Linked DNA regions of Mus musculus: region 1 is linked to region 2. The links are chromatin loops, found by intact Hi-C in ENCODE. Cell type or tissue: gastrocnemius. All regions are shown on one strand.

What was found. Peaks named below come from ENCODE experiments on the same cell type or tissue, not always from the same donor. Only the 100,000 strongest peaks of a DNase experiment are listed, where the experiment ranks them.
Region 1: a loop joins it to region 2, with 4 times the contacts of the local background. A loop is called at or near these places in 10 of 42 quality-filtered maps.

What each region holds. Positions count from the first base shown.
Region 1 is chr2:31,478,980-31,486,979 of GRCm38, forward strand. Ass1 (argininosuccinate synthetase 1) reads left to right here. Exons shown (of 16, transcript NM_007494.3): 4 at 1-24; 5 at 1,996-2,184; 6 at 7,510-7,566. Among named protein-coding and RNA genes, the nearest start is that of Ass1, 13 kb to the left of the region's middle. In gastrocnemius, CTCF peaks have their summits at 4,130 (motif pointing right) and 5,399 (motif pointing right); DNase peaks (open chromatin) are centred at 4,139 and 5,413.
Region 2 is chr2:31,666,483-31,674,482 of GRCm38, forward strand. Exosc2 (exosome component 2) reads left to right here and starts at 4,233. Exons shown (of 9, transcript NM_144886.3): 1 at 4,233-4,379; 2 at 5,990-6,091. The coding sequence starts at 4,258. In gastrocnemius, a CTCF peak has its summit at 1,063 (motif pointing left); DNase peaks (open chromatin) are centred at 1,063 and 4,221; H3K4me3 peaks cover 1,186 bases; H3K27ac peaks cover 753 bases.

The DNA.
Region 1 (8,000 bases), 190 kb before region 2:
GCGCTGAAGCTTGGGGCCAAAAAGGTAAGACGATGGAGGAAGGTCTGTGACGGGAGGGGCATCAGAGCTCATGTGCCCTGCATCCCCTCCAGGAGGGCAGGGTCAAATATGCTGCTTTCAGATAGATGTGCACCACCCGACATCTATTCGTCTGCCTGTCTGCTCACCTGCCCACCATTCTACTTACCTACTAACCTACCTACCCATCTACCCAGTCATCCATCTACTTACCTACTAACCTACCGACCCATCTATCCACCCATCGGTCCATCCACGCCTCTGTCTATCATCCGTCCGTTCAACCCCCATTCATCTTTTGGTCTGTCTGCCCCTCTTTTGTCTTTCTGTTCTCTTTTCCATTCTCTCCCACATCTACCCATCATCCACTTACCTGTGCATCCCTCTTTCAACTGTCTGTCCTTCCATCCTTTTAACAGACATCAGGACTCCCTGATGGGTGTAAGCAATAGGGAAGGTGAGTCACAGATGGTCCCACTCACACGACCCCTCAGTGCCATCTGTGGACTGCTCCTACTGCAGTGAGCTTCACACTTGAACCCTTTCACTTGGGGAGAGAATAGGAGATACTCCAGAGGTACAAAAGGCTAGCCCACCCGCCTGGTCAGAACTGATCCCTCTGCAGGTCACCGGCAGTTGCTTGACACTGCAAGGCTCCACAAACATGTCAGAAGGGGCATTGGGGAGCGAGAGTCACAGGCCCAAGTCACGCGCTGGCCAGAACCTGGAAGGAGAATTTCCCTCTGTGCATGAGGGGCTCAGGGGAGGGCTGCCTCATCCCTATCTAGGCTGAGGGAAAACACTGTTGAGGGCACGGACAGGGGTGAGCTTGAGCCACTGTCTGCACAGGGACTCTGTGTGCTGCCTCTTACTCCTTCGTTCCTTTGGTCTCGCCAGCACTCCGTATGTCTGTATTGAGTCTGCTTGCTTGGAACATTTGGTTTTACCCATTATTACTTTTAAAATATATATTTATTTCTTTATTTTTATGTAAACGAGTAATCTGTCTTCCAGCATACTCAGAAAAGGGTATCGGATCCCCCTTACAGATGGTTGTGAGCCACCATGTGGTTGCTGGGAATTAAACTCAGGACCTCAGCAGACAGTGCTCTTAACCACTGAGCCATCTCTCCAGCCCACCCCCTCCACCGTAACTTTCCTGTTGCCTATATGAAAGCATCCTTAACTAAAATAGCGAGTAGCACCCCAGTGCGTGATGCAGTGTGTTATATACTTCAAATTTTATTATATGTATGGGTGCATTATGTCTGTATACTGTGTGCGTACCTGGTGCCTGAAGACATCAGAAGGTGGTGTTGAAACCCCTAGAACTGCAGTTATAGATGGTTGTGAGCCACCACGTGGGTGCTGGGAATCAGAGCCGGGTCCTCTACACAACCAGCTGGCGCTCTTAGCAGCTGAGCCACCTCTCCAGCCCCAATACAATTGGCTCTCACTGGTCTCTCTAGAAGGGTCTTCCTTCCTCAGGACTGACTGGGGTCTCAGAATTCACACACAGCAGCTTGGTCTGGATATTTAGAATGCTCAGCAGAGTCCCTGGCTTTACGTTCTTGCTGCTCCAAGCTCTTTCCTCACTGAATCTAGCCATTGTGACAATGATATCTGCAGTTACCGCCAAGTCCCTTCAAGGGAATTTCACCTCTAGTTGATAGCTTCTGTTTGAGATCTTAGGGGACACCAGAGTTCTGTCCTATTGGGAAGGATGCTAGATGGGCTATTGGGAAGGATGCTAGATGGGCTATTGGGATTGACTAGTAATGTCTGCCATGAGTGCAGAAGGGAGAGTAACAGTACGGTTGGCTAGAATGAATTAGTGATATATACTACAGCGCAGAAGGAAAGGCAGGCATAGCCTGTTCTGAGCTTATATGGCTATTGGTATGGCTAAGGGCTCCTTGTATTCCCTTTGGACCCCACTCCTTGCTAGGCTCTTTCTCATAGCTGCTCTCCCTTTAGGTGTTCATTGAGGATGTGAGCAAGGAATTTGTGGAAGAGTTCATCTGGCCTGCTGTCCAGTCCAGTGCACTCTACGAGGACCGCTATCTCCTGGGCACCTCTCTCGCCAGGCCTTGCATAGCTCGCAGACAGGTGGAGATTGCCCAGCGTGAAGGGGCCAAGTATGTGTCTCACGGCGCCACGGGAAAGGTAAGGCTATGGATGGCTGGGCAGATCTGGTGACTATAGGAGGGGAGGGAGAGCAGGCTGCTGAGGATCCCAGAGTGGGCCAGGATGAAGGCTGGGCTGCCTGAACAATGGTGGTCCCTTCCATCTGCATGCTGAATCGTCTGTGCTGGGCTCCCAGTGGAAGCCTTGTCACCTGCTTGGTAGACCAGGTTACACATGCCCCAGATAAAGTCACAGCATATGTCACCATGGGATAAAATACAAAGAGCTAAAAAGAGTTGGAGAGCCAGGATTCTAAGGACACCGTATAGCCTGCTCCTTCCAAAGGCCCAGAGGGCTGTGTTTGAAACTGCCCTCCCAGCAGCCCCAGGGACTTGTTCCTTTGCTTGTAGAGGCCTCAGTGGTGCTCCGGTGTCTTTGTGATGTCTGTTCCTATCTCCTTTCCTTGAAAGCTGCCTTCCCAGATAACAGACACCTTAATGCCCTCTCTGAAATCCACTCCTTCTGTGAAGACCAAACAAAGTCACATTCAGAGATCTGGGGACTTGACTCTTTTTTTTTTTTAAGACAGTGTCTCTCTCTATAGCCATGGCTGTCCTGGAAATCTCTCTATAGACCAGGCTAGCCCGAAACTCAGAGATTTGTCTGACTCTGACTCCCCAGTTCTCGGACTAAAGGGTTATACCACCACACCTGGCCGTGGCACCTAGCTTTGAGGATCACCTTAGCACATGTGCAACACAGGCTGAAGAGGACCCCATGGGGATAGGCAGGGCTCCTAATTGCATTGATAACTCCAAAGAGTGGGCCATCAAATTTAGTGGGTGCCATGATAGCAGTCTGAGACAGGACATGCCTAACCATCCTGCCGCCCGTAACCCACAAGGCTTACCACCTTGCTGTATGGGGCTGGTGATGATGCAGGTACAGGAGACATGCAGCTAAGGCTGACGTCAAAGAGCTCACCTGAGGGTGGTCCCAGAAATAGCCAATGACCAGGATGGCACTGGGTGTTTGTGGAAGCTTGGGCACCTTCATCGTCTTAGATTCTGTTCAGCTGGCTTGTGGCAGGAGCGTCAAGGGTAGGGTGCCTCCTGGTCACAGACATAATTGAGTCCCTTAAGTCTATCGCATGCCCTTGGGAAGCCCAATAGAATGGCACCTGATAAGACTACAGAAGGACGGGGGCCAGGAGCTTTGGAGCAGGGGACAGGAGAAAGACTACCCTGTCTTCATGATGTCTGTACTCTGGGGATGAACACAGGTAGACTTAGTGCAGAACCAGGGATCAGTGTCTCTCAGGCAAGAGGCTGTGGCAACAAATGGCCCATGAGGACACAGAGTAGCTATGGGAGAGACAGCAGAGTCTGAGCCCAGCTTGGGCAGTTCTCCCCCAAAGCATATTGGCCAGCAGCTCTCCTGAGTAGTAGCTGTAAAATGGGGGAGACTGGTCAGCCATCTTCCCACCCTGGAGGAGTTTCCTCTGGTACCCAGTCTGCTTAGTTGCATGCTAGGAGACCAAATGAGGCTCCAGTGTGTACCACCTTCCCGAAGACAGCCATGGTGGCAAAGGTGGAAGAAGGTCAGACCTGGGGCTCAGAGTTGTGCACTCAGCTCTGCTAGCATGCCCCAGTGTCGCCATCGAAAGTGAAACTGACACCCAGCTCCTGGACCATTTGGGAGATGGGTGAGGACACAGGTCATTAAGAACAAGCGTCGGCAGAATAAACCTCTGAGGCACTGCATCTTTCCAAATGAGCCGAACTGGCAGCGGTGAACTCCCCACCTTGGGAGGCATGCTGGCCGAAGCCGGAGTCAGGACTCTGAAGGTCCATCCCATGGCAATCAGCTGGGTACAACAAAGAGCTGTACTTCTTTTTGATTCTGTCTTGAGTGAGGCAGAGCCCAGCCAGCCACAGACAAGCCAGCTAGCTGCTGTACAGTGGCTACTCGCTGTGCTATATGCATATATGGCCACTAGAGGGCACCAGAGGCTTATGTTTGAGGAAGCATGGGCACCAGATGATGATGTTGATGACTGCAGCAGTTTTACAGGGCTTCACTCACAGGGCTCTAGATCTTTCCACACGGGTCCCACAGCTGCTTTGATTGAGTCTGGCAGGACCCCACTTTTTATAGGGTAGACCGTCCAACTTGAAATATCTCAGGGCCCCTGAGCAGCAAGAAGACCAGGGAGACCGCCAGGAGCCAGCACCACTTTGGCTCTGCTGTCCCTGGTCTGTGTGTCCTTAGGGATACTCCTATGCCTGTCTCCACATGTACATGGCTCCAAGTGACACACACTCCACCTCTTTCCTGAGCCCACGGTCCCAGGAGACAGTGTCTATCTAAGTAATGGGGAATGAGAGGAGACCTGGAGAGGTCCTGGGCCCAGGCTGGGGATCAGCACTTAGATGCAGTGTCTGACTGCCTGGAGCACACACTGGTGACTGCACATGTGAGAAGCAGTTGTCCCAAGAGAATGGTGGAGATGGTGACGGAGAGGCAGAGCCAGGCTGGGGGATGAGGAAATGCTGAAGGCAGGTCCCAGCAAGAGATTGGCAAAGTCCCGCTGAGGAAGGGGGGACTCCACAGCCAAGGTGTACGCAGGCTACTGGGACGTCAGAGCAGAGAGGGCCTTGGGTAACCTCAAGATTGAGTCTCTGGCCTTTGCGGAAGGTTGGTGATATGCCTGTAGTTATCTTGACCTGGATGGTCTGGGAGCCAAGGCCTGGGGTGGTTCTTATAGCCCGGAACTTGCTATGTAGACCAGCCTGGCCTAAAGCTCAGATGCCCCTGCCTGTCTTCTGAAGGCTGGAATTTAAAGGCTTAGCCAGGCTCCTTGTTTTCAGTGGTCTCACTGTGTGCCCCAGGCTGGTCTTGAACTTGCCATCATTCTGCCTTAGCTTCTCCTTATTTGGAGTCTTTACAATATTATCTATCTATCTATCTATCTATCTATCTATCTATCTATCTATCTTGTGTGTTTGTGTGTGTGCCTAGGTGATGTGTGTGCTACATGTGTGAATTAACCCACAGAGGTCAGAAGAAAGCATTGGATCCCTTGGAACTGGGTTACGGATAGTTGTGAGCCACCATGTAGGTGCAGAAGAACTCGTGTCCTCTGCAAGAGCAGCAAGTGCTCTTAATAGCTGATCCATCTCTCCAGCCCCAACACTGAGATTTTACATGTCCACCATGACTCTTGTATGCCAGGCCATGGTGCAGCCAGATGGTGGCGCTGTGGGACTGAGAGACACTGAGCCAGCAGGGGCGCTGGCAGGATGTGTCAAACATTCTGGAAGAAGGGCAAGAGTTAGCCAATGACACTGTAAGGCAGTGTAGCCCAGGCTGCAGGCACAGCCTGTGCAACAGCCCAGGGACAAGGTGGCACTCTCTCCTCCCAGCGGCCCAAACCAGGGAGCATCATTTACAAAGCCATCTTTCATATCCTTGGTCGCTCCACTGTGAGATGCACAGAGCACGAGTTCCCCACCCTCTAGATTTGAAAGAAAAGACTGGAAATGTGAGCCGAAGACACCGGGGGTGCAGGGGTATTTTTGTAAATGGCACCATCTGCAGGGCTATCCCAGGGCAGATGGAAGGTGCCCCCCCTTCCCTACCCTCCCATTCCCATGGGTGCTCACCATGGTACACGCAATGTACACATGTGTGTGTGGACATGTGTGTGACTTGACAGTGTCCGTCTCCCCATCCCCTACCTAGGCATGTTACTAGGAGCTGCCCTGGCTCGGGAGTCCCTTGCAGGGTTGATAAAGGGAACTCGGAGGCCCTAGGCTCTTGCCTGGGACAGACTTTGAATCAAGAAAGCCTGTTTGTCCAGCTTTTCCAGGTTCTCTCTAAACAGATGGGTGTCCATCCCCCTGCTGTGTCTGGGTCAGCAGACACCAGTCCAGTCGGGCCTGGCTCGGGAGGCACAGGCTGCCTTTTGTGTTGGCGAAACTTGAAGCCGTGGGGAAAGAGTGGGCAGGCCAGGTAGCACTTGGCCATGTACAGCAAAAATCTAAGAGTCAGCTTTGCGCTAGAATGTTCTGGTGTGTGGATCCCAGAGAAAACGCTGCTCTCCACACCTCTGCCTCAGTGTCCCACCTTGATGGGAACAGCGCAGCCCCACCCTGTGGGCAGCCCTACCCATGGAGATGAGCTCACTGCCTGCTCAGGATGGATGTGATGCCTGTGTGACCCTGGGCTCCTCATCTCTAGTCCCCTGGCCCCTGTGACTGCCCTTATGATAGTAATAGGAGGTAGCCAGTGTGGGGACTGACTAGAGGGGTTGGCTGTGGTGCCCTGTGTCCGAGAGGCTTACAGACAGCAGCTCTCCACAGCTCCTGGCTCCGTTGGGGAGGGGCTGGTACCAGGCTTTCCACACCACCTGACAAGACTCTGGAAAATAACATGTTATTCCCACCGCTGCCTGGCTGCGTCCATGCAGTTTTCACAGTAGGCGAAAGGGGCCTCTATTATTTCACAGTGCCTGAGCCTCCCTCTCTGTGAGTGGCAGAACGGGCAACCCGGAGGAGACGGCATCCCTGGCAGCCTGTGCCCACCCTGCCCCTTCTCCTCTTGTCTTATGGGAGTGCTCAGGATGGCCATATACAGACTAAGAGATGTGTCTAAGGGTGCTGAGGCCCATGGTTGGGGGTCTAGCCCTGCCCCAAGGGGACACCCATCTGTTTGCCTTGTAACACTGTGGCTTTCTGAGCCTCAGTCTCCTGTTTGTGTAGAGAGAGGCCGAAAGCAGAAGGCCCTTCTAGGTGACTTAGTTCTGCCCCTGCCCCCAGACAGGCACTATAAAATTGGGGAAACGGGGGCCCAGGGAACAACTGGAATCACCACTCTGTGGGTGTAGAAGATCAAAGCACGTGGCTGGGGCAGCTGAGGGGCCCATGTTTTCCTACTTGGAGTCTCCTGAATTCAGGTCACCAACCCCAGAGGAGCACACTCCTACATGCACCGCCTGGACTGTGCATACATGTACACACGGTGCCCCCGATAGTGCACACCCTCACAGACATGCCTTTTTACGTGCCTGTGCTTTGCCGGCAGCCTCGGTGCCATCTAGTGTGCCGGCCTTCCTTCCACCACATACATGCTTCCTGAGCACCGAGGTGTGCTGAGTGCCCCTCGGGGAAGCTCTGATCTGGGATGCCCTGGGTGCCAGCCCTTGCCCCTCCCAGGGAGCAGTATCTGCTTCTTTGGTCTCTGTCCTTAAAAGAAGATAAATAACAAATGTCAGAGAGAGAGGAAAGCCGCTGCCATTTGTCCTCTATTCTTTTGTGATCCATCCATCCTGTAACTCTAATATACCCTTATCTTCCATTCCAGGGGAATGACCAGGTCCGCTTTGAGCTCACCTGCTATTCACTGGCACCCCAGATTAAGGTAAGATGTTACTCCTTACCCGGTGGACGGTGCGAGAAGGACGTGGACGTCCAGTGACAAGGGCAGGGTCCTTATGCTGTTGACTCTTCTCTGTGTCACTCTATGGTGCCCATGGCTCCTAAAGAACACCAGTAGACTGGTGGTGGCAGTTTCTCTGAAGGTCACAGTCTTCCTAGACATCCTCTCTTCCTGGAGGGGCAGTCTGGGCGCCTGGGAGCCATTGGTATCTTTGGTATTCCCTGGGTGCAGGCCAGAACAGCTCTGAGACTCAGTCTCTTGCTGTTGCATTCTGACCCCTTTCTGGATGTTTGTGGATGACCTCCTCCATGTCTCAGTAATTGACTGTCCCTGCCTTTGGCATGTCCCCTGCGGTGTACAAGTGAGTATGGACCAGCCTGTCGTCTCTGGTCACCCTCCAGCTTGACTGGCCTAGG
Region 2 (8,000 bases):
AAAGAAGAAGAAGAAGAAGAAGAAGAAGAAGAAGAAGAAGAAGAAGAAGAAGAAGAAGAAGAAGAAGAAGCAAAGCTTCAGCTTAAGTCCATATGCTTAATAAGCCCCAATCCCAGATGTGCAGCTGTTTCTAGGTGCCTCTTCCACTGCTTGCTGCTGAAAGAATAAGTGTGGAGCAGAGAGAGCAGCTGGGTAAAAATCTGAGTTCTAGTCACAGTTCTAGGTTTGTTTGGGGGACCAAGTGGCCTCAGGCAGTAATTGGAAACAGTCTGACCTCTTCCTAGATGGGCTGTTACAAGTAAGTAACGTGCTTGTGGAAAACTCAGCACAGAACCAGAGAGCACTCAGCACAGGAGCAGTGAGCACTCAGCACAAGACCAGTAAGCACCACTCAGCACAGGAGCAGTGAGCACTCAGCACAAGAGCAGTAGGGGCTGGCGAGATGGCTCAATCGGTTAAGAGCACTGACTGCTCTTCCGAAGGTCCTGAGTTCAAATCCCAGAAACCACATGGTGGCTCACAACCATCCGTAATGAGATCTGATGCCCTCTTCTGGTGTGTCTGAAGACAGCTACAGTGTACTAATGAATAATAATAAGTAAATCTTAAAAAAAAAAAAAAAGAGCAGTAAGCACCACTCAGCACAGGAGCAGTGAGCACTCAGCACAAGAGCAGTAAGCACTACTCAGCACAGGAGCAGTGAGCACTCAGCACAGGGGAGCAGTAAGCACTCAGGATAGGGCCAGAGAGCACCTGGAAGATGTTTGGTTAATGGTGAGGATTCTGAGGAAAAATTGGTGTTAGATGAAATGAGGCTGGCTGCTGCTGCTATGTGAATTCTAGTCTTTTCTGGGTTCCAGTTTCCTTCTCTATAACTAGGTATCCACAGTGTCATCTCACTGCCACAGGCTCTGCGCTGTGACTGCTTCGAGGATGAGCAGGGGAAAGTCAATGTCTTTCCCTGAAGGATTAACCTGGACCAGTGTTTTGGTCTAGAGACCCTCCCTGAGGCCTACAGCTTGGGCAGGACGTCTTAAAGGACACCACCGCCCTCTTATGGCCACAGCTGACTCAACAGTTGGACTCTGGCTGGCTTCCTCCAGGCCTGAGGGTTGACAGTGACTGTCCCTGGCTGCTCAGTGACTTCATGTCATTGATTTCCTGGCAAGGTTGGCTTTCTTTATAAGTGTAGTTGTGAGGGTTGGTTAGAGTAAAGAATGCTGACCATTTGGAGATTATAAGCAATTGGCCAGATGCATCTTCAGGAGGGAGAGGACCCAATTTGCCTTACTTTCTGCTCACAATATGTGGGGCCTGTCTGACAGTTTAGTTTCCTTTAGAGTCCCTCATTTGAGTAGAGAATTGTGCTGTTGATTCTGTGAGGTTGAAATTCAATGTGCCTCAGCAAGGAATGACAGTACACACTTCTGGGAGGTCCCAGCATTTGAGAGGTAAATGTAGACAGATCTCTGAGTTCAAGGTGTACAAAGCAAGTTTAGGCTAGCTAGGGCTACACAGAGAGATTTTTGTCTGAAGACAAACAAATTCAGTGGGCTTCAAACCTTGCAGGGCCAGGGGAAATGGGGATGAGTGAATGATGGGATAAGGGGGAAATAAATGCCTTTGTTAAATAGGCCCAGATGAAGCCACAGGAGACGCCTGTCATATCTTCCATCCACTACTGAACAGCATCCACTCAGGTGTAATCGAGTATAAGCAAAGTCCTTGTACCCTGTGTGCATGTGGCCTTGTCACAGGAATTTGAACCTGTTTCTAGTTGTGGTGTGGGTCAGCCCTTAGCACACATCTTTACTCCCTCTGGCTGGAATACAGATGTGCCCTTAGTACACACCTTTAGTCCCAAACAATGAAGGTCAAATTAGTTTGTAAGAAGGAAGCACCCATGTTTAAAAGTGATGTCTAGGGCTGGTGAGATGGCTCAGTGGGTAAGAGCACCCGACCGCTCTTCCGAAGGTCCAGAGTTCAAATTCCAGCAACCACATGGTGGCTCACAACCATCTGTAATGAGATCTGACGCCCTCTTCTGGTGTGTCTGAAGACAGCTACAGTGTACTAAATAAATATGTAATAAATAAATTTTGAAAAAAAAAAGTGATGTCTAATTGAGTGGCAGAAAAAGTGACAAATCAGAGAAAGATTTGACAGAGTAGGATATGCCCCACTCTCATGAGGAAAGGCTATTTAAGAGCACTCCGGGCAGTGCTTATGCCTTTAAGTGCCTTATGCCTTTAATCCCAGCACTTGGGAGGCAGAGGCAGGGGGATTTCTGAGTTTGAGGCCAGCCTGGTCTACATAGGAGTGAGTTCCAGGACAGCCAGAGCTACACAGAGAAACCCTGTCTTGAAAAAGAGGGAGGGGAGGGGGAAAGAAGGGGAGGGGAGGGGAGGGGAGGGAGAGGGAGGGGGAGGGAAGGGGGAGGGAAGGGGGAGAGGGGAGAGGGAGAAGGAGAGGGAGAGGGAGAGGGAGAGGGAGAGGGAGAGGGAGAGGGAGAGGGAGAGGGAGAGGGAGAGAAGCACACAGAGAGGAAGGAGGCAGTTTTACTTCGAGAGTTCCCCCCCACACTTTAGTTTTTCAAGACAGGGTTTCTCTGTAGCCTGGCTCTCCTGGAACTCACTCTGTAGACCAGCCTGGCCTCGAACTCAGAAATTCTCCTGCCTCTGCCTCCAAAGTGCTGGGATTAAAGGTGTGTGCCACTACTGTCTGGCATTACTTCAAGAGTTTTATAGAGACATATTTAAGAAAGAACAAGTGAGACACACGTAAAGACAGAATGAGCCAGACGGTTAGATAAGATTGCTAGAGTTAGTTTGAGGCCAAGCAGGAATTTAGAGGCTGAGAGAAAAGACAAATCTAATAAGTGAGCTGGGAAAAGAGTTTGAGACAGAACAACTGAGTTGAATCAGCCAGCCAGAGCTCAGAAAGAACTAGAAAGGGGGAGCTTATTCAGCAGCAATTCAGAGGCTGAAAACATTTTAGGCCTAGATAAGACTGTACAGAGTCTAGAAGCTTCCAGAACTAGACCTAGGTTAGCAAACAAAGACAGTAAACCTCCCAGTCAACAATTACAACAGGAAAATAAAAGTTACATTTATGCCTCCCTACAGACTTGCTTGTCACATGACTGTTTACAACAGTCATCTTTCAGCAGACACATGTCATCACTCAGAAGAGGTCCTTACTAAAGCACATTAGAGCCATAGGGCAGTAGGTGAGGACAGCACCTAAGGGGCTAGAAGACAAGGCCCACGAGGAGCAGTATTCAGAGGGTTCTAGCTTCTCCTCAGATGGTGTTTCCTGTAAATCCCGGTCCTAAATCTATAGTCTACAAAATATTAGATTATAGTGGTTTTGAGTTGGATGCCAAGGTTCATTTCTCAATCTCTAGACTTGCCAACAATAAATAAAATGATGAAATGGAACAGTTTGGGTAAAAACTCATACAGTTTGGTATGGCAGCTTACACCTGTAATCCCAGCTCCTGGGAGGTGGAGGAGGAGGAGTTCAAGGATACCCTGGGTTACACAGCTAGTTTGAGACCAACCTGGATGACATGAGGCACTGTCTTTAAAAAATCCTACACCTGGAATGGAGAGGTGGTTCAGAGGTTGAGAGTACTGGCCACATTTCCAGAGGACTTGGTTTCGTTTCCCAGCACCCACATAATGGCTCACAAACTTCTATAATTCCAGTTACAGGGACTCCAACATCCTCTTTTGTCCTCTTGGGCATCAAACACCACTACCACTACCACTACCACTACCACTACCACTACCACTACCACTACCACTACCACTACCACTACCACTACCACTACCACTACCACTACCACTACCACCACCACCAAACCCACAACCTACACAAACTCACGTAATCGCAGCATTTGGGAGGTGGAGGCATGAACATCTGGACCTCAGCAAGGTTATCCTCAACTATACAGAGTTTGAGGCTAGCCCTACACGGGGTCGTTCCTCTAAAACAAACACAAAACTGACATCCAAACACCAAACCAAACTAATGTCATATTCCCTTACGACATGAGAATTCATCATTCCGCAGGTGCTTTCTTGCCAATAGTAAACATGGCAGCTTGGTGCCCTCACTTCCACGAGTTAACTTAATATTGCCAATACTCAACATGGCTGCCACACTATCCATTCCCATTGGTCGCTTCTCTGAAGGAAGGCGGGAGTTGAGGAGCGGTGTAGAGCTGCGCCTGCGCAAGTCATTGGCGCCAAGATGGCGTTGGAGATGAGGCTCCCTAAAGCTCGCAAACCTCTCAGTGAGAGCTTGGGCCGCGACTCTAAGAAACACTTGGTGGTGCCGGGGGACACGATCACCACGGACACAGGCTTCATGCGGTACGTGAGGATTTGGGGGTCCCAAGGCCTCAGGAGGCGGCTGCAGAGCTCTCTGCACGTGGCCCGCTGTCCCGGAACCCAGGCCTCCTGTCCCGTTGTATCTAAGTCCCCGAGTTACCCGGGACACATCGGAGCATCCATACTAGTTCCCTCCTTTGCGAGCCTCACGCTTCTGACTCCCGGCATCTTGGCTGCACCTTTGTCAGTTCCTGATTCCCTCTTTTGATCTATGGCGTTCGGAACTTTTGGACCCTTATCCTGAAACTCAAGATTCTTGAGCCTTCCTAGGGAGGGAGAACTGGGGAGGGCTGGTTGCAGGGCCCTTCTTACAACCCTCTGAATGGACAGTGGGGTTGGTCATCTCTTTCAGTGTTACCTCAGCGACAAGCCTGACTTGGAAGCAGTAATTTTGGTGGAGCGGGGGTTGAGGCAACATATTGTACCCAACAATACAAATTTAGCACGGAAAGTCACAACATGTGGCAGTTAGGGCTGTCTATGGAGTCGGACATCTGACATTGTTATCCTTAGTTTAGCACCTTGCTAAGGCCGGTATCCTCACCTGGAAGACAGTGGTGACAACAGGAATTGGTAGGTTAGTGAGTATTAACTGAAAAGTGGGGCAGGAGAGCAAAATCCACCATTGTATTACCACCAAAGATAAATCTGCATTAGGTAGCCAGTCTTCCCGATGTCTGTCCGTCCCCCCCCCCCCGTCGTCCCCCCCCCTCACCCCCAACCCTCCAATCTCACTATGTAGCACTGACTGTCCTGGAACTTACTATGTAGACCGCTCTGATTTTGAACTCAAGAGATCCACCTGCTTCTGCCTCCCAAATTCTTTTTTTTTTTTTTTAAGATTTATTTATTTATTATATGTAAGTACACTGTAGCTGTCTTCAGACATACCAGAAGAGGGAGTCAGATCTCATTACGGATGGTTGTGAGCCACCATGTGGTTGCTGGGATTTGAACTCAGGACCTTTGGAAGAGCAGTCGGGTGCTCTTACCTGCTGAGCCATCTCACCAGCCCGCCTCCCAAATTCTTAACTCAAAGGTGTGGCCGTTTGTCCGTTGCACCTAGTTTGTTCTTTCTTCCTCTTTCTTTCTTTTTCTTTCTTCTTTTTTTTTGGTACAAATGAGATTATAGTGTTTATAGTGTTGCCTCTAAGCTTTAAGTTTAAGGTATTAGATGGCAGATATCTTAGGATTCATTCCTTCATAGTTGCAGCATGTGTTCAACATAGCCGGTGTGGTTGGGGTACCAAAGTGAACACCCGTGTCCTGGTGGAGGTTAAGATATAGCAAGGAACAGAAACAGTAAATGCCACAAGAAAATCGTAAATGCAGCGGAAGGGGGAGAACAGGTGTGTAGTTGGGAATGGGGTGGACCAGGAGCAGTTGGGGATCCCTGTGCTGCCTGGGATGTGGAGGTAGGATGTTAGGCAGTGACATTTGAGCACATTACTTTAAGATGGAGACGTCCATGTGACTGTCTGCGGAGAGTGTGAGGCTCAGGGCTGGGGGAGCCCGTTAGGTTCAAGAACTATGTTCTAGATCACCTCCAATGTATCCTGGTATCCTTTCTTTGTGGCCTTGTCCTTGCGCAGGGGCCATGGGACATACATGGGGGAAGAGAAGCTCATTGCGTCTGTGGCCGGCTCTGTGGAGAGAGTGAACAAACTGATCTGTGTCAAAGCCTTGAAAACCAGGTGAGGACAGAAGGTGTGTATCTCTTTCTCAGAGCATCTGAGTTCTACACAGGCCTTTTCCGTCTTCCCATGTCAGAGAGATTAGTCGTGCCTGTCACAAGCCTGCTATGTTGAATGTTCCTGTTTATCACAGTCAGCACCAGCAGCCAACTTGACACAAAGCTGGAGTTACCTCGTGAGCAGGAACCTAAACTGAAGAGTTGCCTCCATTGGATTGCCTGTGGGCATATCTGTGGAAGCATTTTCTTAATTGGTACTTGATGTAGGAGGACTCAGCCCACTGTGGGCGGTGCCATCCCTGCCTGGGCAGCTGGGCCTGGGCTGGGTAAGAAAGGGCATTGTGGCCATGCTTTTAATCCTAGCCCTGGGAGCAGAGGCAGGCTCTGTGAGTTCCAGGACAGCTGTGTGTGTGTGTGTGTGTGTGTGTGTGTGTGTGTGTGTGTGTGTGTGAGAGAGAGAGAGAGAGAGAGAGAGAGAGAGAGAGAGAGAGAGACAGACAGACAGACTGACAGACAGACAGTGTGAGAGCCAGCCTGGGAAGCAAGCCAGCAAGCAGGCTTCCTCCATAGACTCTGCTTCAGTCCTGGCCTCCAGGTTGCTGGGCGGCGCTCCTTGATGATGGAGTGTGATCTATAGGCCAAAGAAAGCCTTCCCTCTCAGGCTGCTTTTGGTTGTAGTATTTATCACAGCAGAAAGTAAGCTAGGGCATTGCGTGGAGGGTGAGCCTCACAGTTCCCTCACGTCACAGGTTCTCTCACGTCACTTGATCCTCCCAAGCCTGGAGTTACTTTCCTTTTCTGCATCATAAAGAAGACAACCACTTCAGGATTGCTGTTAGAATTCAGTGACGTGTTACATGTAAAGTACTTAAACACAGGGCTGAGTACCTAGAAGCAGCCCAGAAGGGAAGCCAATGAATGAGCTTGGGACTGAGTAGTCGGGTGAGCCGGGGCTGCGCTCTGGTCACCCTGCCTGGCAATGATGACGATTTGGGAGTCATAGTGTGTCGATTGGGAAGCCCTTGGAAAGGATCAAGATGAAAGCTGTGATCTGACATATATCTTAATCATTTGCTGTAGTTGTCATGGAGACAGTGAAGGGGGGCAGGGCATGTTTAGCTGGACTAGGGAACTGTATGCTGCAAAATGACCAAGTGATAACGGGCGCAGCCCTCAGCAGTGGCTAGCTCCTCTGTATACTTTATTTTCCGTCCTTGTAAGGGTGTTGCAGTAACTGATGTATTTAAGGGTAGTTAACAGAATGAATAGAGTTCCCTAGTTTCCAGTCTGGATGTCTTTGTTTCCCTCCTGCATTTTAAGGTGCCCTCAGCAGGATTTGTGTTGGGCTCATCCTAGAGCGTGACAGGAATCAAGGTTTTGGCCTAAGTGTGGGGTGGGGTGAACACTTACTGAGCTGGGGCTGAAAGGGAGAGAACAGTTTGCTGTGGAGAAGGGGAAGCAGCTGCTGGCAGTGTTCACCTTGTGTTTGTTATCTTTACAAGTGCTCAAGAGCCATTTGTGTGGCTATTGATATCAGGTGGCTTTGTGACTCTACCACCCAGGCGCTGGGATTGTGGATAATTCCCCACCTTGCCCAGCCTCTCACCATTAGAACTCAGTGAGCTCACTGTAATTGAGGGAGCTCTGACCAGAAAAGAGACACAGTCCAATGCCTGGGCCTTAACAAAGGGCATTTCACCCTTGGAATCAGGGTGAGGGACCAGCAAAGTGTCTGAGCCAGGCAGGCAGTGTGGACATGTAACAGCTTGCAGTGAGCAGATGCTTTAAGGATAGCTAATGAGAGTCTGAAGTTCCCAGGTCTAAACAGTAATTATACCCATGTGCTAAAAAAGATGGTTATTGCCTCCCTTCTGTTTGTTCAGCCTCAGACACTGTGTGGCCAGCCCGCT